Linked DNA regions of Mus musculus: all the other regions are linked to region 1. A link is a loop called in an ENCODE intact Hi-C map of the cell type or tissue named here. Cell type or tissue: heart. All regions are shown on one strand. Links, peaks and the distances in the headings refer to the core of each region. The heading gives the core; the rest is flanking DNA.

Region 1 (5,968 bases), core at 384-5,383:
ACAGACAGATAAACAGACACACAGACACAGACACACACACACACACACACACACACACACACAGTACAAAGGGGCCCAGAAGTGGATACAGCTAAGAAACTCAAGCTGCACCCCAGTACATACCTGCTTTCCCCTGTACTATATCAATAAGAAACCCCTCCCATAAAAAACCCATGCTCACATTGCAGAACCTGTGATGAGATGTCATTTGCAGAAAGGTTATTTTGCACACATAAAAGTCTGACCACGTTGGGCGTGGTGGCACACACCTTTAATCCCTGCACTTGGGAGGCAGAGGCAGGAGAATTTCTGAGTTCGAGGTCAGCCTGGTCTACAGAGTGAGTTCCAGGACAGCCAAGGTACACAGAGAAACCCTGTCTCAGAAAAACAAACAATCAAACAAAAAGTCTGACCAAGCCTGCCTGACTCTTCCACCCATGGCTGATGACAAATGGCAGGAGAGGGGTCTCTGGCTCATCCTGCAGCGAGAGGCACACATGCAGAAGACCTTGAAGCTGTGCCAAGCCAGAGGCTGGTGAACCCAGGACTGTGAGGCAGGCCCACGTGTACTGACCGCTCAGGGTACAGGGAGCCTGCGGAGGGGACGGAAAATCCTGTGGAGGCAGGAGGAGGAGAGGCTGAGTCAGGTGAGAATGAGAAAAGGGTGAGTTGAGTGTCGCTGTGACACTTGCAGTTCAAATCTTGAAAACTGAGTATTTTCTTCACATCTATAAAACTGATGCCAATGAACAGTAAGAATCCACTAGATCCAAGCAGTATGAACAACACAGAGGTTCGGACCTGGCCTTGGCAGCAGTCCTGCATCCCCTCAGAGAAGCCTGAACCTCCACGTATCGCCCCTTGTATGTAAAGTCGCTTTTCTTTACCCTGGATGTCACTGGGGGGAGGGGGAATTGAGGTCATGAAACCAGAAATGCACCCATCCCAGGAAGGCCCTGAATGAGCCTCCTAAGCCCTCCTCCCTCCCCCTTTTGCCTCATTCTGACACCGAGGCCCACACCTCAGAGAAGCAAGGCCCCACCCTCTTTCCCCACCTCAGAGCTCCATCTATATCCCCAGCAAGAGCTTGCACCTGCAGAAGCAGGAGATGAACCAGAAAACTCCATCCTGTTCTTTGGTTGGACTCTGCAGATCTAAGGATGGGGGATGAGGGGCAGGGGGCGTGCAGATGCAGAGGTTTGGACCAGATGACACCCCCTCCCCTCCCACTGTTCCTGCCTTGACCCTAGCTCTCCCCATTACTCTCCTGGGGCCCAGAATAGACAGTACTTCCAACTGGGTGGGCACTGGGCAATGGGACCCTCTCAGTGTCCACTCACTGGGCACAGTTTCCTCTGTGCCCATCTCTTTGGTGCCCCGTGGTGGTCTGAGCTCCCTGCAGTGTGGGACACAAGGACTCGGTCACCCAGCCATTTCTCCCAGGTTCTAGCTTGATGAAAGTGACAGTTAAGAACTCTCATCCACAATGACACCTGAGGAGCGACAGGTGGTAACTTGAACCAGAGTTTATCTGTCCCCATTTCAACCACAGTGACAAGGAGAGTATCATTGTGTTTGCAGTTCTGAGCGAGTGTCTACTTTGCTTCTGGACGAGGGCTGAAACCCTGGCTCCTGAGTGTCTCTCTGTCTCTCTGTCTCTGTCTCTCTCTTTCTCTCTGCCTCCCTCTCCCCTCCCCTCCCCCCCCCCCCACGAAGCCAAGGGGATTTTTCTTTGGAAGATGTGGTTCAGGGAGTGGGAGACAGATGAGAGGGTGACCAAAATAACACTATACACACCAATGAAACTCTCAAAGAATAACTTCTGTTTTGAGGAAGGGTCTCACTATGCATTCCTGGATGGCTTAACATTGGCTATGCAGACCAGGCCAACCTTGAACTCACAGATCTGTCATCCTATCTCCCAAGTACTGGAAGTGAAGTTGTGTGCCAACATGCCCAAAAACAACAACAACAACATCCACCTGCCTTTAGACTGTGGGTGTGGCTTAGCGACAGAGTGTTTGTTTAGCATGCATAAGGCCCTGGTTTAACCACTACCTACATAAAACTAAAGCCCAGCCCACACAGAGATGGGAGAGACAGCCACTCATGAGAAAAAAAACCCTTAGACTTGGGAAGACCGGAGCTGCAGTAAACCCATTGTCCCATCTGGGCCCTTGTCAGCCTGAGACAGGTGCTGAGTTTGTTACAGAAGTAGGTGGTAGATCTGGGTAACCAGCTGCACCCCCCTTTTCCCCCCACCCCCACCCCGGTGCTCAAGGGGGAACAGAAACTGCGAAGCAGACAGCTGGCAAGGGATCCAACTCACCTGCAGAGCACCCCTGAGGCCTCCTGTTCCTTAGCAACCTGCTGAAGCCAGCCAAGGGCTTCCGGATTCCCTTTCAGAGGATCAGTCACCTCCCTCCCCTCCCCTTCCCTCCCTCCTCACCTCGCCCCCTCCGTCCCCCCAACCCCCACCCCCGGAGAGGCGGAGAGCAGTAGGATCCCTGTACACGCAGAGGGAGTTCAGGGTGAAGGAACCTAAGTTTCTTTTCAACTGGGTCTGCGCAGAGCCAGAGGATGCCAGGGATCCCCCAGCACCCCCGCGCCCTGCCCCGCACCCCCTGCCCTTCCTCACAACACACACACACAAAGGGAAGGTGTCAGGACAGTCTCCGCTGAACCATTTCACTGGCTCTTCTTTCGGAAAGTCTACCTATAAACTTAGAGATTCACGTCGGGACAACAGAACACATAGGACAGTGACACCTCGGAGACCTAAGCGTGGGAGACTGAAACACAGCAGAGACGTCCCTTAAACCGAGCTATTTACTATGCCGGCTCCACACCTCTTGCATCCCAGATCACGAGTTCAGTCTCGGCCTAGATCCAAAGCTGTAAAAACAGATCGCAAGAGTCGGTTGCCCTCTGCTGGGCATCGTAGGATATGCACCCAGCCTCCGTACCAAGAACTGATTTCTGCACTCTATGAGAGGATTCAAGAGCTGGACAGCTGTGGCTGAGTCTTTCCCCCGAATCATCTGGAATAAATTTGATTTGATTTGGAGTCTATAGCCCAGGCTGGCCTCAAAAACATAGCCAAGGCTGACCTTCGACTCCTGATCGTCCTGCCTCTGACTCCTGAGTGCAGGACTACAATCATGTGCCACAAAGCCCAATTTTTTGTTTTTTGTTTTTGTTTTAATAGCACTGGGGAATGGAAACCGGGGGTCTGAGCATACTAGGCAAGCACTCTACAGCCCAGGTTCGAGACTATCTTGGGTATCTAGACCCATCGACTTGCAGAAGAAAAAAAAAGGGTCTTAAAGTGTATGGAGACCTTATAGAGCAGGCATGTCCACTGCATTTCAAGATACAAGACGGGGCATCCTAGCCATCATAATTCTGGTCTGACCGGAACAGGTCTTTTCTTTCTTTTACGTTTTTGTTTATGGGCTGGAGAGATGGCTCAGCAGATGAGAGGACTGCTCTTCCAGAGAACCAGGGTTTGAGCCCCAACACCACACGGTCACTCGGAATCGTCTGGGATCGTTCTGCGGTATTTGATGAGCTCTTCTGTTCTCTACAGGCACCAGGTATGCATGTGGTGCACAGAAACAAAGCACACATGAAATAAAAATGAACAAATCTAAATATGGGCTGGAGAGATGGCTCAGCAGTTAAGAGCACTTGACTGCTCTTCCAGAGGTCCTGAGTTCAATTCCCTGCAACTGCATCGTGGCTCACATCTATAATGGGATCTGATTGCTTTTTCTGGTATATATAAAGACAGATCACTCATTAAATAAAATACATGTTGCCGGAGAGATGGCTGTGCTATCCAGAGGATCGAGAGGCTCTGCTTTCTTGACTTCTAGAGGCTTCCTGCATTTATTCGTTCATCTTCAAAGCCAGAAGTTTCCCTCCTTCATTCCTCAGGCGCGGCTTTGTCTTTTCTACCCCTCTCTGATCTTTGCAACTGATGTCAATTTTTCTCTGATTCTGACCCACTTTCTCCCTTTCATAAAGATACTAGGAGGGCTAAGCCTGGGGCGGGATGTGGTGGTGGTGGGGAGGCACTGGGCTGGGGCTGGGCTGGGGCTGTGTAGGCAGTTGGGTTTATCCCCAGCACTGTGCAAAAGCAGGCATAGAGGAACAAGCCTAGAGTTTCAGCGCTTGGGAGGTAGAGGCAGGAGGATCGGAAGCTCAGTGTCCTCCAAGAGTACAAAAAGAATTCAAGGCCAGGGGCTGGAGAGATGGCTCAGGGGTTAAGAGCACCGACTGCTCTTCTGAAGGTCACAAGTTCAAATCCCAGCAACCACATGGTGGCTCACAACCATCCGTAATGAGATCTGATGCCCTCTTCTGGTGTGTCTGAAGACAGCTACAGTGTACTTACATATAATAAATAAATAAATCTTAAAAAAAAAAAAAAGAATTCAAGGCCAGCCTGGGTTACCTGAGACCCTGTCTCAAAAACAAAATAAACAAATGTGGTGGTGTATACCTTTAAGCACACAGGGGCGTTCAAGGCCAGCTTGGTCTACAGAGCAAGTTTCAGGCTAGATAGAGGCACAAAGTAAGACCCTATTTAAAAGAAAGAAAGAAAGAAAGAAAGAAAGAAAGAAAGAAAGAAAGAAAGAAAGAAAGAAAGAAAGAAAGAAAGAAACAGAGAGGGCGGGAGCGATGGCTCAGCAGATAAGATTACTTGTTGCTTGCAGAGGGCCTGGGGTTCAGTTCCCAGCACCCGCATGGTGGCTCACAGCTATCTCTAACTCCAATTCCAGGGGATCCAATGCCCTCTTCTGATCTATACGGACAGTGAGCACACTTGGTGTACCTACAGACTCATACACATAAACTAAATGTATTTAATAAAAATAAAATTTCAACCTAGGTGGTGGCGCTGCACACCTTTAATCCCAGCACTTGGGAGGCAGAGGCAGGTAGGATCTCTGTAAGTTTAAGGTCAGCCTGGTCTACAGAGTGAGTTCCAGTCAGCCAAGGCTACAGAGAGAAGGCCTGTCTTAAAAAACACAAACAAATAAATCGAATTTCAAAAAGTTTTTTTTTCTTTTTTTTTTTTTTTAAGATTTATTTATTTATTATATGTAAGTACACTGTAGCTGTCTTCAGACACTCCAGAAGAGGGCATCAGATCTTGTTACAGATGGTTGTGAGCCACCATGTGGTTGCTGGGATTTGAACTCCTGACCTTCGGGAGAGCAGTCGGGTGCTCTTACCCACTGAGCCATCTCACCAGCCCAAGTTTTTTTTTTCAAAATAAATAATACATTAAATAAATGTTTTATTTGTATGTATCCATTTGTATGTATGTGAATGTATCCAAAAAATGTGGTCCGGAGACAGAAAAGGGGGTTATTAAAAACAAGGTGGATGACATTTATATGACACCCAGGATTAACCTTTGACCTCTACACACACAAACACACTGGTACACATGTGTGCTCTCTCTCTCTCTGTCATGCGCGCACGCGCGAGCACACACACACACACACACACACACTTAGAAAAGACAAAACAAGAACAATTAGCCAATCAATTCACTAATGAAAGAAACTAAACTGCCCACAAACACAAAACACTTAATCTTACAAGATAATGGAATGAGCCAAATGCCCACTAAGTAGAAGGTTAGCCAGAGCCAAAGGATGTCCTTCCGGCTAAATGACCTCAAACAAACTCCACCCACAAGCACGCTCTTAAGCCTGCACACACCCGCTCAAGTGCACACGGAGCCTGGTACAGACCTAGTACCAACACTGCACAAGAGCAGGCCCAGTGCTGACAGTGTGCACGCACAGTATGGATCTCCATAATGTGAACAGAGACCCTGTGAACGTCTCCCGACACCCCAAGTTTGACAGTTAATTTGTCAACCTGACTGATTAGTAAATGCCCCAGGCCTGTGTTTACTTAGTGAGACACGACTGTGGGTGTCAGTGAA
Region 2 (5,923 bases), core at 1-5,000, 470 kb before region 1:
GCTTGGGGACATTAAAGCACACAGAGAGGGACCCTCCCCTTTCCTGATTCCTGTACACAAAACTGGTTGGCTCAGCCAGCCTCCTGGGACCACACATGGTTTAGTTCTCTTGGAATAACATTATTATAAATGGCCAGTTACCAGGGTCTCACATAATAAAATTTAGATTTGTATTTATGTGTATATGTGTCTGCCACATGTGTGCAGGTACCACCAGAGGCCAGAAGAGGGCGTCAGATGTCCCACAAGCTGGATTACAGGCAGTGGGTGTGGCTAACTTTTCACCACTGGGCTGCTGATTCCTAATTCTGGATCTCACACAGTCCTATAGCTTCCTTCCACTGGGAGCCTCTACTCCCGTGCTCCCCTCACCACCTTTAATGGACCAGACAGGTCTTGCCAAAGAGAACTCCAGAAAAAAAGTTTGTATTTGAAACATTTATTTCAGGAAATACATTTCAACACTTTGTTATTTATACAAAAAAAAAAAAAGAGAGAGAGAGAGAGAGAGAGACTTTTCTGCCCCCCCACCAGGAAGCCCCCAGCAGAGGGCCACGTGGACCGGCCTGGTGAGACGAACAGTTTCAATACCTGGTTACAGAGGCACAAAGTCATCCTGATGACCGGGTTGCTGCTAAATCCCCAGGGTCACTTGGGCTGGTGAAGGCCGGAGTGCCCTGGGTCCAGCGTGCTGGAGATTTCCTTCAAAGTCCTGATTTTGGCAAAAGAACTTGGCAAGCTGGCAAGCGAACTGTTCGGCCACAGGGCATGACGAGGGGCCCTTCCATGCTTGGATGAGGGAGTAGACGCCCAAAGCAGGAAACAATGTTCGTCTCCATCTGTCTGCACCCCACCCCTCCCACTGCACTTCTGGGCTGCAGAAAGCTAGCCCTGGGTCTGTAGAGGCACCTTCCCCAAGCGGGTCCAACCTAACGCACCTCACCAAACTTTCTCCTCAGGGGCAAATGAGAATGGGAGGCAGGCAGGAAGGACACGGCTTTGGTCAGCTGTGCATGGATGGTCCCTAATGTTCCCTCTGAGAGAAGATGAGTGAGCCTGGCTATCCATCTCTGACCCCCTCATCTTTCCCTCTTTAGGGGTATTTTTGATGGGTTCTGGGGCACAGGGCTAGTCTAGGCTCATGTAGACAACAAAATGGTCAGGTTTCTGGCTCCCACCCAGTACAGTCACTGAATCATCAAGGCTTGAGCCTGGGGTGTGTGGGGTGGGACAGGGTGAGGCAGCGGAGCATCAATGTAACCAGAATATCTTGGCCCAAACTGAGGACCACGCGGATATGCCTTCCGCGGCACCTGGGCAGGAGAGCTCCCACACACTCTTATGCCTCCCTTCCACGGCTTCCTCCCTCATGGCTTCGACTCATCTTCTTGCTTTGACCTTCCTTACATTGGGGGCGGGGCTTCCTAACATCGGGGAGCATCTTTCACGCTTCGTCTTTTATAATTAAAGCCCAGTGTAGTAGCGATATCTACAGCACAGGGGAGAGAGAACCCAAGGGCGAGGGAGAAAAGATACCTCCCTCTCTCCAGCACGTCCCTGCTTTTCACCCAAAGGGACATCTGGGAAGAGGTGACTGGCTCTTGTAGATCAAGGCACTTTCTGCTCTGGGACAAGCTCGAGGGGCACGGTTGTCACTTTGTCTAAGTGATTGGCAACTTTGGCTGTGACGCCTCTAGTTCCCTTGAGGGGCAGGCAGCTGAGGGCGCTGTAAGAAACGCCCCCGGAGGGGCAGGTGAGGTTTCAGGAATACCCGGCCAGCTCCATCCTCCTTTGGGGCAGTCTCTAACCTGCTTGAGGCTGCGGCCATGGGGTCTTGTGGTCTAACGGGCTCCTCTGCACCCCCTAGGACTTGGCCCCCACAGGCTTCAGCTTAGAACTCAGAGCGGGGGACGGACACATAGCTCTTCTAACCCCTCAGGGGCTGAGCCCGGGTGGAAATAGAGCACAGAGGCAAGCCCAGGCTTAGCCCCGCCCACCCTGCTGCTGCAGCCAATAAGAGCACACTTGGGAGGTAAACCCTCTCTTGTTACCTGGCAAAGTGTGGGAAGAGATGGATGGAGGCAGGTGACAAGGAGATAATTATATAAAATAAGACAGGGTAGGTGGGTGGGCCAGGGATGATGAAAAGATCTGGGGGTGGGGTCCAGGGGCGGGACGCATCTACATCTCCTGGGCTTCCGGCTCCTTCTCGATCCCGTTGGCCATGGCGCTGTTGCCCTCGTTGAGGCGTTTCACTCGGTAGGCTTCGAAGTGGATGTTGCTGGTGATGTCTTTGATGTTTTGCATGTGCGTCCTGCAGGGAACATGGCCAGCATTGGGGGGGAGGGGGTGACCACTTAGCCTGCCTGGGATGACAACCGCCTGCCCCTCCTGGCTCTTAGAGCCATCCTGCAGGCTCTCTGTGCATACCCAGCAAAACCAGGTGGCGTTCACTCGCTCTCTGGTAACTTTAGACCTTCTGTGGCCTCACATTCTAACCCGTACCCCCGTCTCTGTGTTCACATTGGCTAGTCAGGGGCCTGCACAAGGATGGAGAACTGGGCACTAAAAACACAAAGCTGTGGAAGGTCTCAAGGCCTTCTTCACCAGTGAGCAGGACTTGGGTATTCGTGCTCCAAGACAGAAATTCATGCTGTGGCCAGCAGGAGGCAGCAGATGACCACAGTCCCCAGCGCTGCCTACCCTGACATTCCTAAACTGACTTTTTAAACAAAGTTTCTTTTTGCAGGTGGGAGCCAGAGCCTTAAAGCCTGCCAGGCAACTTCTATCTATGGCCCACACTGCAGACCTCCCCTCCTCTTTACTTTGGGAAGGGGAGTGGGAAAGGTGAGGAGCCCGGAAGGCTTTATTCCTGGAATCCCCACCCCAGGCCCTCAGACAGTCCTGCCTGGCAGGACTTTTTCTACTAATGTATATTAATCACACAAATGAATTTTTTCTTTTAGTTTGTTAGTTTTGTTTGGGACATATAGTCCAGGCTGTGCTGTGTGGACAGTAGCCATAGCTGAATCTAGCATGTTTAGCCCACTGGGGACCGGATGGAGCCCCTCTCATCCTGGTGACTTCGAAAGGTTAGAAAGAATCCTCATTTCTTCATCCATTCCCAGGTTTCTGTTAGCTTGTTTTCAGCTCAGTTCCCGAGAACAGGGCTGACATCAGGCGGCCAGGGTGGGGCCTTTCCCGCCCATCTACCACCACCAACCCCCAGAGCCGGTCCTCCCAAGGGGCCTTCAGAGCTGACTCACCTGATAAGGAGATCCCGCAGGTAAGCAAATTCACAGTGAGTGGTATTCTCAACTAAGGAAAAGAGAAGGAGAGATGATCAGTGGGGAGGAAGCCCCTCCTCTCCTCCCCGGGAAAGCCAACAGCTTCCAGAAAGCCCCGCCCACTGGGCAGGATGATTGACAGCCACTCGATGGTTTCGGAGTCAACAGGGAGACTCGCCTCTAGTGTGTCTATGAGAGGCTCAGCTGAGGGAAGACCCACAGGGAATGTGGGCAGCACTATCCTGTGGGCCGAGTTTTCCCAGTTGAATAAAAAAGAAAGTGAACTGAATTCCAGCATTTATTTATCTGCTTCCTGACTGCGGATACACAGCGATCAACAGTCTATTGTCGTGCCGCCATGACACCCCAGCATGATGGACTGCACCCTGGAACCGTGAGCCCAAATAAACCCCTCATTCCTTGTGTTCTGGACTGGGGTGAGTTCTGTTGGCTTCTCTGACCCAGTTTCTCAATAAAATGAGCAAATGACTCAGTAGATAAGGGCATTTGCCGCCAAACCCAATGACTGCAGTTTGATTCCCAGAACCACACAGTAGAAGGTGAGAGCCAACTCTTGCAAGCTGTCGTCTTACTACTACATCCGTGTTTTGGCATGTGCGTGCCCTCTCCCTCCAATAAAGTAAATAAGTTAATAAATAAATGTAAGAGAAATTTAAACGGGAGATCAGCATGGCTTGGACCTTAAGGGCACAAAAGACCAAATGAGCCAAGGATGTATTCTGACTTTGTGACGCTTTTGAGGAACCAAGTAGCTTTCCATCCTCCAGGTAGTACTCTGGCCACCTTCCAAGGATGGAACAGACACTTCAGATGGTGCGTACCAAGGATTAGGAGTAGGCCCCATTGGATGGGACTTAGTAAGTTATGAACTCACAGGGTCCCTGATAGGAACTTGCACCAGGTTCACTTTACAAGGATGCTGGATGTGGGAACGACCACCAGGGGGCGTACCCAGAGGCTGCCTGGATCCTTAGCTGGGAACAGTAATCTAACCTGGCTAAATGAGTTCTCATTGAGTGCATGCAGTACCCAAGTTGGCCATCAGGGGCCAGAAGAGACACGTTAGTATCCAATGCCTCTCCTAGAGTCCCAGGGCTTTTACCCCAAACTTTACTCCTCCAAACCTTGCCTTGCATATTCCTGGAGAGGATTTAGAGGATGAGGAAGACATCAAAGATGGGAAGGAACGACTGAGGGGAACCAAGCTGAGGACAAGCTATTGAGAGAACAGCTTCAGAGAGGCCCCTAGAGTCACTTCTGGGGTCAACACCTGACATTGAGGGGAGTGCTACAGGAGGCCACGGGCACCAAAACCACCCAGAGACTGTCCCCAGGACACCCCACCTGGCAGACCCACAGGAGGGCACAGTAGGGGAAGGGAGGGGCTGGAAGACAGGCCCTCTTCAGCGGTCACCTCAGAAAGACCAGGCAACAATTCCAACTCCAGGGTCTCCAGTGCAAGGCTTCACGTGGCATGCCAGACCACCTCCCAGTATGGAGCCCTGGCTGTCCATTCATTCTGTTTTCTTACTCTGCTTTCCCTCCCTTGCTCTTTCTTCTTAGACAGTGTCTCCGGGAGCCCAGGCTGGCTCCGAGCTCACTGTAGGGTGGGTGAAAATGAAGGAGTCCCTGACCCTCCTGGCTCCACATCTCAAAGACTAAGATCATAGATCCCGCAGAAACAGCACAGAAACAGCAAACCTGGTTTCTGGGGGGCAGAGTGTGGAACTCATTTAATTCAAGGCAAGCACCTGACCAATGGTTACTAGCCCAGTGACTCAGTGGTTCTCCACCTACGGGTCACAACCCCAAGCATCCTGCGTGTCAGATGTTTACGATTTGTAACAGTTGCAAACTTACAACCCCAGGCATCCTGCTAGTGTCAGATGTTCACGATTTGTAACAGTTGCAAACTTACAGTTATGAAGTAGCAACGAGAATAATTTTATGGTTGGAGGTCACCACAGCATGAGGAACTGTGTTAAAGGAAGGTTGAGTTGGCACTGGACAAGGATGAGCGGGAGGGACCTGGGGAACTGAAAGGGTTAAATGGTAATCCACTATGGGGAGGGTGGTCCTGGCTGGAGGCCTCTATGCCCAGAGCCAGGAAGCACCAACCAGACCAGAGCCTTAGAGTAAACTGCTCCTCGGAGAGTTCCAGCAGCTGGGGTGTGGCACCTATGATCCCAGTGCTCCGGAGGCCAAGCAGGAGGACTTGAGTACCAGGTCATCCTGGGCTCCATCCTGTTTTGCCTAGACCTTAGGACAGAGGTCTAGCCTGCACCTATGAAGGGTGCAAGACTGGGGCCCTAGAGAACTGGGATTTCCCCCAAATCAAAGCCTCAACTCTCTGCTTCTCTGTGGGGCCTTTTGACCACACTGGTCACAAGGAACAAAGTGGGTTTTCATCTTCCAGGCAGCTCTGCCCTTCCCCATCCTCCGTTCCAAAGAGGGTGGAAGAGTAGAGAGAAGAGCCAAGAAAATCCCTGGACCCATCCCACCTGGGGTGCTGGACCCCAGGAAAGTTCAGAGCCCCAGCCCTCAGTGCGTGGGACAAAGTAACAAAAGTCTGGCAAAGTCATTAAATTCAGGGACCCTGGTGTACATGAGGTGCA
Region 3 (5,968 bases), core at 318-5,317, 170 kb before region 1:
TTTAGAAACAGGGGCTATAAAATAATTTTTTTTTTTTTTTTTTTTTTTTGGTTTCGAAGCAGGGTTTCTCTGTGTAGCCATGGCTGTCCTGGAATTCACTTTGTAGACCAGGCTGGCCTCGAACTCAGGAATCCGGCTGCCTCTGCCTCCCGAGTGCTGGGATTAAAGGCGTGCACCACCACGCCCGGCATAAAATAAGATTTATTTTATTTTTTTATTATGTGTGTACTCGTCGTGGGTGTGTGGACTGGGTATCCCTAGAGCTGTAGTATAGGGCTCATGAGCTGGAACTGACCTCAGATCTCCTGCATGCTCTTAATCACCTCTTCAGCCCTGGGGGCGGAGTCTCTACAGAGGTGATCAACTGAAGATGTCTTAGGGTCTCATCCCATGACTGGTGTTCTTAGCAGGAAGGCCGTAGGTCTGGGGAGGGTGGCTCAGTCAGGAAAATGCTGGCCTGAGTTCAGTCCCCAGAACCTGTGTAAAAAAGATGGCAGCTGTGTAAAAAAGATAGCGGCCCTGCACACTTCTAATCCTGACGGGAGGGGGACGTGGACCTCCAGGCTTGCTGCCAGGCAGCCTAGCCCAACTTGGAGAGTCCAGACTAGTGAGAGAGGCACACAGATGACTACACATGCGCACGAAAGAGAGGAAGTGCAGACGCAGGCACACAGGGAAAACGATCTGAAGAGACACAAGGAGAAGACAGCTACCTGCAAGCCAAGGAAAGTGGACTCAAAAAGAACTAGGCCCTGCCCAGACCCCAGCTTTGGACTTCTGGCCTCCAGAATCCTGAGAAAAATCAGTATCCATTGTTTAATCTCAATTGTGAGACTTAGCTATGATAGCCATAGGACACTGAAACAGCCACTAAAGAGCTGGTGGGCTGGAGGGAGGAGGAGGCTGCCTCAGTTTCCCCTGCTTAGCTCAGCAAGGATGAGGTGGTAGAGATAGTTACAATCCTCTACGGAGCCCTCAGCTCTCCTGTGAGAATTCTTTCCTTGGGGAACTGTAAACAATGTCTACCCCTCTTCTAAGGTCCCCACAACAAACTGAAGCATGAGTCCACCAGAGATCCCCATGGGGGAGCCATGAGTCCAGCAGAGATGTCAGGTGTCTGGGGACTGGCCCTGGGATGTGTCCTGCATGTATCAGGGACGTCACTGTCTTTCTGGGGTGGGTAATTAAGGAGCTCCGTGTGGTGATTAAAGGCACACATCCTTCAAAGGTAGGAGCAGACCAACCTTATGTGGAAGTCCCAAAGCAGATATGCTTGGCTGTGACTAAGGCTGAGGAAACCCACGTGGGGCACAGGTCAGGGCTGGAGAACACTGCAGGAGATGAGAGCTTTCACTTTGAGGGCTGGTGCCGGGGGAACCACTTTCTCAAAAGGTGCATCGCTGGTGTAGATGAGGCGGTTCTACATCATAGGTACATCAGTGGACGGAGAGAACCAACTCCTGCAAGGTATCCTACACACACACACACACACACAGACACACACACGCATGCACACATCCCACTAAATAAGTGTTAAAAAAAACATAAACAAGATATGTCCGGTTCTAACCCCTGATTCCTGAGAGTGGGACCTTATTTGGAGAAGATGGAGTCATTTGCAGGTGGAGTCAAGCTAAGGGGAGGGTCTCAGGGTTTCTACTGCTGTGATAAAACACCATGATCAAAGCAACTTGGGGAAGAAGGGGTTATGTTGGCTTATACATCCACATTATTATTCATCACTGAAGGAAGCCAGGACAGGAACTCAGAGAGGGCAGGAACCTGGAGGCAGGAGCTGATGCAGAGGCCATGGAGGGAGCTGCTTACTGGCTTGTTCATGGTGGCTTTCTCAGCTTGCTTTCTTATAGAACCCAGGGCCACCAGCTCAGGGATGGCAACACCCACACTGGGCTGGAACTTCCCCCATCAATCACTAATTAATAAAATGCCTTACAGCTGGATCTTATGGGGGCATTTTCTCAATTAAGGTCCCCTCCTCTCAGATGACTCTAGCTTGTGTCAAGCTGACATAAAACTAGCCAGGACAGGAGGTCATGTTGGAGTGGGTGGGGCCCAATCAGATGTCACAGTATCCTTAGAGAAGAAGCAGACACTTGGGGATGTACAAGAGGTAACAGATGGGACTAACGCTTCTACAAGGAGACAACCTGCACTGGAAGCTCAGAACGCCCATCACAGCCTCCAGATGGCGCCACCCTGCTGGCACTTGGAATTTGGACTTCTGGTCCCCAGAACGATGAGACAATACATTCTGCTGCTCTAAGCTGTTCTGTTACTACCTTCTGGTAAGACAGCGAGCACCAGGAGACAAACTCACACAAGCCAGGCCTTTGCATTCATGGAGACCAGGCAGGTCTGGCTTTGTGCAGGGGTGCTGGAATCAAACTCAGGTCGCCAAGTTTGGGTAGCGAGTATTTTATGGACTAAGCCATTTCCCCGGGTTTTTGATTAATATTTCTGACTGAACGGCTGCATGAACTGTCTGATTAGCTCCCTGCCTCCCAAATTCACCCCCCCCCCCAACACACTGGGAACAGAGAGGTTATGTCCTTTCCTGGGGTGTGTTCAATACTAAAGCCACTCTAGACTTGGCACTGTGGGCATGAGTGCGGAGTGGGTTAAAGCGGGCTCAGCGAGGAGACAGAGCCCCCGGCGCCCTGCCCAGAGGGCCTGGGCTGTGAAGGCCGAGCCAGTTGCACTGTTAGGCTTGCACACTGATTTCTGTGCCTTGAATCCTAGTAGAGGCGGCTTTGTCCCAGGAACCTCTGTTCTAAATCCTCCTCCCTGCAGGGAACCTTACAGCCACTAGATGGCAGTAAAGACCGAAGTTAAAGCGGTCCTAGTTTTGAAAGGGCAGTGAGTACCATTATGGTTGGAGGAAGACCCAGAAAACCCCAGGGGTGATGGTGGTGTCATCTTTGGGGGAGGAAGACTAGGATGCTAAGGTTAGTACGCTCTCAGGGACCTAGACAGAGGGACCACAGAGTCTATGCAGTCAGGATGGCTGGGAGCTTGACTGGAGATAGGAAATCTTAGTGTATCGTAACCGGCTCTGGCCGATAGAGAGAGGACAGCTCAGAGTATGAAACCCTCCAAGTTCAAGTCCCGGTGCACAAAAAAGGGGAAGAGAGTTTCTTGAAGGGACAAGGGTTCATCTACATTCAAATTTCATTTCTGTTGCTGGGCTAAAATTTAGGAGAGAAAGGGGGCTGTATTAGCTTGTGATTCCAGGTTACAGTGTACCCTTCAATGGAAGTCAAGGAGGCAGGAGCTTCAGTTGGTCACAGCATATCCTCAGATAAGAGCAGAGAGAAACAAACACACATCTGCACACTTGCTTGCTTGTGCTCAGCCTGATTTCTCCACTTTTATACAGTTTGGGACCCTTGCCTAGGGAATGATGCTGCTCACAGTGGGCTGGGTCTCCTACATCTGTTAACTTAATTAAGACACACACACCCCTGCATGCTCACAGGCAGCCTGGTGTCAAGCTGACAGTTAAAGCTCACTATTACAACTCACCATTTTGATAAGGCAGCTTTCCAGAGCCCCAAGCATTTTACAAGAGAGGGAGGTGGGGAGTGGTTACCTAGCTAGGGGCACTGGACATTGAGTCAGGGTGGGGGAGGGGGGAGGGGTGGCAGGAGGAGGGATGACAGCAGCAGGTCACCATGGGACCTCTGGGGCTCTGGGAGGTGTGCTTGTTCCATAGGGTGGAAGTCGGTGAGTCCTTTCTTGCTTTCTCCCTTTTTCTTGTTTATGTCTCTTCTGTGTGTGTGTGAGGGGTGGGGACGGGAGAGTTGCAGGAGTGTGGTGTGGCTGGATGGGGGTGCAGTAAGTCAGTCTGCCTGGTCTCCGATACAGTATCCTTTACTCAGGAACCCTCCAGACTTGTTAACCTAGATTTTGTTACATTGGGAGAATCCTCAATTACTATAGACTCACAAGCCTTCCTTGAGACAAGATCAACTCCATCGCTGGGGAGATGGCTCAGGGGGTAAGAGAACTGACTGCTTTTCCGAAGGTCCTGAGTTCAAATCCCAGCAACCACATGGTGGCTCACAATCACCCATAATGAGATCTGACACCCTCTTCTGGTGTTTCTGAAGACAGCTACAGTGTACTTATGTATAGAATAAATAATAAATAAATCTTTTTTTAAAAAAGTGAGACTCGCCGGGTGTGGTGGTGCACGCCTTTAATCCCAGCACTCGGGAGGCAGAGGCAGGCGGATTTCTGAGTTCGAGGCCAGCCTGGTCTACAAAGTGAGTTCCAGGATAGCCAGAGCTATACAGAGAAACCCTGTCTCGAAAAAAACAAAACAAAACAAAAAAAAAAACAACAACAACAAAAAAAAGTGAGACACTTTGGGGGCTTTGGGAGCCGACAATGAGACAAAGCCGAAGGGGATGGTTAGAGAAGCCTTTGACGACAAATCCTTAACTGAGCAATATGGCAGAGCTATCAAGTGCGTGTGAGGGGCAGACACTCTCATGCACCTGTGTGCAGTTCCGGTCTCACGGCAACCCCTGAGACAGGAAGCAAAAGGAAGAGAAACTGAGATTCAGAAACTAAAATGGAGTATGGGAGTATTATAAGTTAGGCCCGGGGTCAGGGCTCAGAGCAGGTCCTGAGGCCACTGAGGATTAGAAAGATGCTCAGAAAATGTCCAGAATCTCAGTGTGACAACAAGAGATGGTGACATGAGGGTCTGGAGAGGTGGCCCTGCAGGGGGACAGTATGCTGCTCTTGCAGAGGACTGGAGTTCAATTCCAGCACCCAGCAGCTCACAGCAGCCTGTAACTTTGGAAGGCGCCGTGCTCTAAGTTCCCACCAGACCAACAATGGTGACTGCTCTATAAACTCCCAGAAGACGAGTTGTCACTGTGACTGACAGCATACCTCCTCCTACAGATGTCCCTACCCCAATCTGGGGACTTGCATTAAGTTAGCTACAGGGTCTGCAGTCTGGGACTCAGAGAGCTGATTCCTTCTGTGTGGCTCTTGGATTGCTTGTCTGCTGGAAGTACTTTGCTTATTCAGAGCCTTGGGTCACCCTGGGTAGCTCCTCTCCTGTGGCGAGGGCCTTGGGTCACACGGAGCTGGCTTGACCTCCAGAGGTCTGGAAGTGGTGGTGGGCTACGCTCTGAATAGCACATGTTGGATGAGCTCCCTGCTGTCTTCCTTGTGTGTGTGTCAACAAATATGTGATGGGCACTGGGTCATACTCCTGTCAGAGGGGACAGTGGCGATGCCTTGACTGCCATCTGGAGACAGCCCCAGGGTTTCTTCCTTTGACTGTTGATCCAACAGAAACATCTGGCTCTGAGGTTGTCAGGCATGCAATGCACACACACATGTGCAGGCAAGCATCATATACATAAACAAACAAACAAACCTGAGCGAGGGTGGCAGCTAGGTACAGGGACACCTATCACCCTAGCACTTGTGAGGCCAAAGCAGAGGGCTCCTAAGCTCAGAGTAGACTCAGGGGACCCATGAGATACTATCTCAAACCAAAGGAAAACAAGCTTAGGGGCTTTGGGGGACTCTTGAATGTTGCTTATGGCAAAGGGAGTGTAGGGTGTTATAAAGATTGGAGACCTTTGGGCTGGCAAGATGGCTCAGTGGTTAAGGGCGCCAACTGCTCTATAGAAGGTCCCGAGTTCAAATCCCAGCAACCACATGGTGGCTCACAACCATCCCTAACGAAATCTGATGCCCTCTTCTGGAGTATCTGAGGACAGCTATAGTGTACTTACATATAATAAATAAATAAATCTTTAAAGAAAAAGATTGGAGACCTTTATGTAGGAGGCCTTTTAGGTCAGTCGTCTAATCACACAAGCCAGTCCTGAAAGTGGAGGACTTTGGACCTGGAGAGATGGGTCAGTGGTTAAGAGCAATCTCTGCTCTTGTAGAGCACCCAGATTTAGTTCCCAGCACC
Region 4 (5,968 bases), core at 681-5,680, 110 kb before region 1:
GGGTCCCTGAGTGTGACTCCTAGCATCTACATAAAAAGCCAGGGCTAGCCTCATGCAAGCATGTAGTCCCAATGCATTGTGGGATGTGAGAGATTCTGTCTCAAAGGACCAATGTGGAGCGTGTTGGAGTAGGACACCTGTGTTCCTCTGTTCTCCACATCAGACATCACACCTGTAGAAAGGGTACGCATACACCACAGATACATATGAAGAAAGAAAGGTGGCATGTAACTGAAAAGACACACCCAGTTCGGTCTCTGGACTCCAAAACTGAGGCACCTGCACACATGTGTGAACATACCCACACTAACAAGAACACATACCACAAGCACCACCACCCCATACAGACAGACTTAAAATATGCTAACTGTGGTGTGTGAGTCCCATTTAGATCTGATTTTTATTTTTGAGATTAAAAAAATGTATATACATATATACAAGTGCATATATGTATTTCCTCTTTAGAAAGTGCTGTCCATAGTTAGGGTGGATCATCAAATGACCTAACCAAGAGAACCCCTCACAGGGGCGTCCAGAGGCTTGCCTCTTGGTTGGCTCTAGATCCAGTCAAGTTGACACTCAGAATTAACCATCACATCGAGCATGTGTACAGGTCTGGGTTCTATCCTTAGGACCATTGAAAATAATAATTGTTTTCATTTAGTGTGTTTGTGTGTGTGTGTGTGTGTGTGTGTGTGTGTGTGAGAAGAGGGCATGGATGTCCTGGAGCTGGCAGCTGTGAGCTGCCAAGGGTGGGTGACAGGAACTGTAGTCTGGTCCTCTGAAAGAGCAGTATGCACTCTTAGGTGCTCTGCTGTCTTTCCAGCCCCAATTGAAGAAGAGGAGGAGGAGAGGAAGAGGAAGAAGAGGAAGAAGATTATAAGTTCTGCAAGGTTCCTTCTCCCTTCCCAAGAGCTCTTCACACTGCAGGCCAGGACAGCTGACTCGGCCAAGGGCAGCTTGCTTTTCCCTTCCTTAAAAGCAGGCTTAAGTGCAGCCATTACCACAGCAGGGGTCCTTTGAGGAGGCAGCCAGAGGGTGGCAGGATCCATGACCAGTGTTTGTCTTCACTCATTTGCTTTGCATCTCTGCCTTGGCAGAGATAACTCTGTAGGGAGCACTTAGAGAAGAGCCACCGCATCGCATCTCACATCTCCTGACTTACCCCCCCTGCACCCCTGGAGGGATTCCCTTTCAACCACTTCTGATTTTTGTCTATCTAGTGGTTATCTGGAGATTCTAGATAATGCCCTGTATTCTTCCTTTTTCAATTTGAGCTGAAAGCTATTGGCTTCACAGGGGGAATCCTGAGAGTTCACCTCCCTTGTCTTCCCCTCCACCCCTCTCCGCCTCAGCCTCTATCTCTGTCAGTTCCCGCTGGTGCCGGATCTTGTTTGTGTCCTTTGGAGCCTCGTTTAACTCTAACTCATGAAACCCTTTATTTCAAGTTGCATCAACTTCTGAGAGCAACCCTGCATCAAAAAACCAAACCAAAACAAAAATTGTGTGTAACATTGCCTGAATGTATGTATGTGACTGTGGTGCCCACAGAGGACAGAAGTGGCTTCTGGGCCCTCTGGCGCTGGAGTCACAGGTGGTTGTGAGCCTTTTTGTAGGCGCTAGGAACTGAGCCTGGGTCCTCTACAATAGCATCCAGTGCTTGTAACCACTGAGCCAACTCTCCAGCAGCCTCCATATGCATAGACCTCCGAAGGAAGGGTCATCCCAAGAATAAAGTGAACTCGGCAGGCTCTGTCGGAGGCTTTCATGACACAGACATGACTGGGCATTTTTTGATGCTTATACCAAGATAGGATCTGCCTGCCGTTTGTGTGATTTCATTTGCTTCTCAGTGTTCTTACACCCATTTTACATCAAGAAACTTGCTCCAAGACACATAGCTAGTCAAAAACAGGCAGTTTCTAAGTCCTTTTTAGGTGACATGAAATCCAGATGCAGACCACTCAGCAGTGTCTTGTGGCCTCCAGAGCCACCATTGCCAAGGCTCTCAGATGTCACCGAAGTCTGTATCAGGCAGCTGAAGTTGTCCCTGCAGGCCCTCGGGTTTCCTCCAGGAGACTCCAGGCTTCCCTGAGGGGTGACTAGGGAACTGTGTGTGTATGGGCCCAGTTCCTGAGAGTGCGTGGTAGAGGTGGAGATCTCACGCATGTGTTTTTTCCGCCAGAGGACAACCTCAGGTGTTATCCACAGGAGCCATTCACCTTCTTTAAGATAAGATCTCTCATTGGCCTGGGACTTGTGGATCAGGCTAAACTGACAAGCCAGCAAGCCAAGCATCTGCCTGTCTCCTGCCCAGTCCTGAAAAAAGTTTTATTTGTTTGTTTGTTGTGTTTTTTTTAAAAATATGGATTCAGGAGATCAAACCCTGGGTTCTTACCGTTGCCAGGCAAGTGCTTTACCAATTGAGCTGTCCATAGTCACCCATCCTCCTTGCAGTCCTGGGGATTGAACCGTGCTATGGTGAGGGTGCACCAACTGAGCTCTGTCTCCAGCTACGGAAGCCACATGAGGACCTTTATGGATGGGGCCTCTCTGGGTGCCCAAACCTATAGCAGAGCCATCCTATTCCCTCACTTGAGCCAAGTATCCAGTGATGTGACTATGCACGGGAGCATCACTAAAGCCATGGACAAGAGCCACAGCCGCCGCCACCCCACTCCCGAAGGCATTCTTTCCTCTGTTCTGAGTCTCAGAGCTGGAGAGACTTTCCTGAGACTGTCCAGCTGCCAAGTGGCAGAGCTAGATTATAACCTCAGGTCTGAAAGCTTTTTGTGGCAGATGTTCCTTGAGCAGCTCCAGGCAGGGCTCCCACCAACACCACAGCCCCGGTGCCACTAGAGGAAAACCCAGAGGCCTGATTTCTGACCTCAAGAGTCCTCCTGCCTCAGTATTACCAAGGCCACTGTTTCAGGTGGCTCTCGGGAACTGGGGGGGGGGGGGGGGGAATGGGGGGGATGGTTGAACCCTGGTTACTGCTCCTTTTCCACAGTCTGGGAAAAGCGGCCACAAAGCTGGCTGTGGCCTGAGCCTGGTCCCAGGGCTTCTGAAGGGCCCAGCCGATGGGGCTCAGCCTGGATCCAGGCCTCCAACAGGGGCTCGAAGTAGGGAGGAGGGCTTGGTGCGGGAGTTAATCACACAGCCTCAGACACACTCCCAGAACTGGCTGCCTGGGAAATGCTGCTTGAGGGACGATGGAAACAAACTTCCCGGAGTCCAGGTTAGGAGGGGTAGGATGTGCTGTCTGGTTTGTAAGGGGGATTGTCACCAAAATGGAGGCAGAGAGATAGACATCACAGAGGCATTTAACTCCGGGTTTCCCTTCAGGTTGACGTCTGCGCTGAGGAAGGGGAGCCTGAGTGCTTGGGTCAGAGTGCCCATGGGGAAGGTGCTATGCAGGGTGTGCACGGAGGGGGTCTCGGAACCCTGGGCCGGGGCTGGAGCCAGAAAAGGTCCCTGCTAGCGATGTCTAGCTAATGAGCTTATTCCGTTTCTCCCCATCTACAGAAGGGGTTTTGGGGTACCACTGTATGGCTGGGAGCGGGGCGGGGAAGCCTTGCAAAAATTAGTGTTCTCGGGTCGGGTAGCTCAGTGGAAGAATGCTTGCCCAGCGGGCTTGAGACCCTGGGTTCCATCCCCTCCACTACAAGAAAGCATTTCCCATTCTCACCACAAGGGGTGATCTTGAGCTTTGTGATCAATCCCGCCCTCGGGGGACCCTCACCTAGAACCCTCTCCACCATCGCACCTGAGAGAAGGAGCTGGCAAGGGTTGGGTGTGTTTGGAAGGGGGTCCCCAGGCTCCAAGCCTCATGCATAAAACAGAGAGACCTTTTCCTCCAAAGCTAATCAAAACCTCCGGCCCAGAGATTGCAAATGAAGCCTTCAAATCATTTCCCTTGCAAATGAGGCGGCTGCTCCGCAGCTCAGGCTAACACCTCATCGACACCGCGGTCGGTCGGTCGGCTCTCAGCCCCGGAAGCCACTCCGCACATTTCAATTAGCCTAACGGGTACCGGGGAAGCAGATGAGGCCGGGTGGGCACCTCAGCCCTGGTTCCCCCACCCCACACAGAACCCTGCTGAAAGCCTGGAGAGTTGGCATTCGGTTCCTACCGGTTCTGAGCTGATTTCCACTCCAGTGCCCCATCGGGCTTGCAAGCCCATCTGTGCCCATCACCATTTCCTTCATAAGTCAAGGGAGGGTGGAGGCAGCGGGAGCGACGCCGCCACCCAGGGCCATACCCACCTCTGGATTTAAGGAAGCACCCAGCTAGCTGGGCCTGGTAAAGGCGCATGGGCCTGTAGAACTAGATCCAAATAAGCAAGAGGAAGAGGTTCTCGGGAAGCCTCAGGATATCTCAGTCTCCCCTGTGTGGTAGGGAATAGTAGAAGCATCGCCCTTATAGGGCTGGTGCCTCCCTGTTCCACACCTAGTACTCAGTGTGGCCTGTGGATGTTGCTGGTCCATCCGTCGCGCTGAATACCCCTGGCCTGAGAGCACCCGCCTGTAATCTCAACACTTGGGAGAAGAAGCCAGGAGAATCAGGAGTTCAAGGTCTTCTTTAGCTACAGAGTGAGTTCAAGACCAGATCGGATATATAGGACTCTGTTGGTAAACCAAGGACCATGCAGCGTACCTTCAGTGACCCAGCACCAATGGCCACAGCAGCCGCCACCACTAAATGCGCCCCCCCCCCCCTTATCTGCCTCTCATTTTCTCTGTCTCTCTTTTTCTCTCCACTCTTGCTCAGATGCAGCCTCTGTATTACCCACCCCCACCCCCCAAAAAAAAACCTCTCACGTGAGGTCTCTTGCATGGCGTGACTTTGTCATGTTCTTTGGCCTCAATCTGCCAAGGTATTCCTTCTGCAGTTAAACCCTAACACCTAGTAAATGAAAGAAAATGAAAAATGGAAGGGCGGGAGGGAGAGATGGAGGGAAGGAGGGAGGGGAGGAGAGAGGGAGGAAGAGGAGGAGGGAGGGGAGGGAAGGAGAAAGGGGAGGAGGGAGGAAAGGAGGGGAAGAAAGAAGGGAAGAGAGGAAGGGAGGGAAAGACAGGAGGGAAGAGAGAACAAAGCCAGATAAGACAGCTTAGCTTCCATCCCAGGACCCCAGTGGTAGGAGAGAACTGACTCTGAAAAGTTGCCTTTTGACTTCTATGTGCACACCACAAGTCAGGTTTCTTTTAGCACTTCCCTCTAGCTTTGATGCCCACCCGGCCACTACCTCCCTACACAGCCATCCTGTTGCCCAAACAGCCGCTAATTAAGTGTGAGCTTGCAACAGCTCCTTGAACTTATGGGGTCTCTTGTTAAGGTCAGCGCTTCTCTCTCCCAGATATCAGACCAGGCCGCTTCCAACTCCCCACAGAGGAGAGATGAAGTCGCACTATGGCTCTGCAGCCCCAACCCTTAGCAGCCACAGGATAAACTTACGGTCCCCTCTAGCGTCTGCCTCTGTAGGCTGGGCCAAGCTAGGTCACTCCCTGTTGCTGTAATAAACGCCAGTGACCAAAGCAACTTGGGGAGAATCCGGTTTATTCTTGTTTACAGGCCACTGTCCTTTACTGAGGTAAGTCAGGGTTAGAACTCAAGGCAGGAAGCTGGAGGCAGGAGCTGATGCAGAGGCCATGGAGGACTGCTGCTTACTGACTTGCTCCCCCATGGCTGGCTCAGTTTGTTTTCTAATACGGGACTATGTGCCTAGAGGTGACACTGCCCACTGTGGGCTGGGCCCCCATAACAGTTCAATCATCCAAGAAAATGTTCTATAGACTTGCCCACGGGCCAAACTTATGAAGACATTTTCTCAATTAAGGTTCTTTTCTCAGATGGCTCTGTCCCCCATCAAGTTGACAATACTATGAAGTTTGCCCATCTTCCTGAAAAAAAAAGTCAAAACTCTCTTTACTTTCTGGAACTAAAAAGTCTGCCTCTCCCTTCAGGATGT

Evidence for each region. Peaks named below come from ENCODE experiments on the same cell type or tissue, not always from the same donor. Only the 100,000 strongest peaks of a DNase experiment are listed, where the experiment ranks them.
Region 2: it touches region 1 in a loop (2.1-fold over the local background); 2 of 42 quality-filtered maps call a loop at or near these places.
Region 3: it touches region 1 in a loop (6-fold over the local background); 27 of 42 quality-filtered maps call a loop at or near these places.
Region 4: a loop joins it to region 1, with 2.5 times the contacts of the local background. A loop is called at or near these places in 2 of 42 quality-filtered maps.

What each region holds. Positions count from the first base shown.
Region 1 is chr11:116,882,371-116,888,338 of GRCm38, reverse strand. No RefSeq gene overlaps it. Among named protein-coding and RNA genes, the nearest start is that of Mfsd11, 31 kb to the right of the region's middle. In heart, for the core only: a CTCF peak has its summit at 2,938 (motif pointing left); a DNase peak (open chromatin) is centred at 2,918; H3K4me3 peaks cover 908 bases; H3K27ac peaks cover 581 bases; H3K27me3 peaks cover 2,387 bases.
Region 2 is chr11:117,356,814-117,362,736 of GRCm38, reverse strand. It overlaps Septin9 (septin 9), which reads right to left. Exons shown (of 11, transcript NM_001113487.1): 10 at 3,267-3,318; 11 at 412-2,314. The coding sequence ends at 2,182. Among named protein-coding and RNA genes, the nearest start is that of Gm51932, 24 kb to the right of the region's middle. In heart, for the core only: CTCF peaks have their summits at 224 (motif pointing right) and 2,663 (motif pointing right); DNase peaks (open chromatin) are centred at 1,790, 2,564, 3,352 and 4,316.
Region 3 is chr11:117,053,931-117,059,898 of GRCm38, reverse strand. No RefSeq gene overlaps it. Among named protein-coding and RNA genes, the nearest start is that of Gm11728, 16 kb to the right of the region's middle. In heart, for the core only: CTCF peaks have their summits at 2,195 (motif pointing right) and 2,822 (motif pointing right); a DNase peak (open chromatin) is centred at 2,825; H3K27ac peaks cover 620 bases.
Region 4 is chr11:116,992,234-116,998,201 of GRCm38, reverse strand. No RefSeq gene overlaps it. Among named protein-coding and RNA genes, the nearest start is that of Gm11728, 45 kb to the left of the region's middle. In heart, for the core only: a CTCF peak has its summit at 3,687; no DNase peak of the experiment used is centred there; H3K4me3 peaks cover 590 bases; H3K27me3 peaks cover 5,000 bases.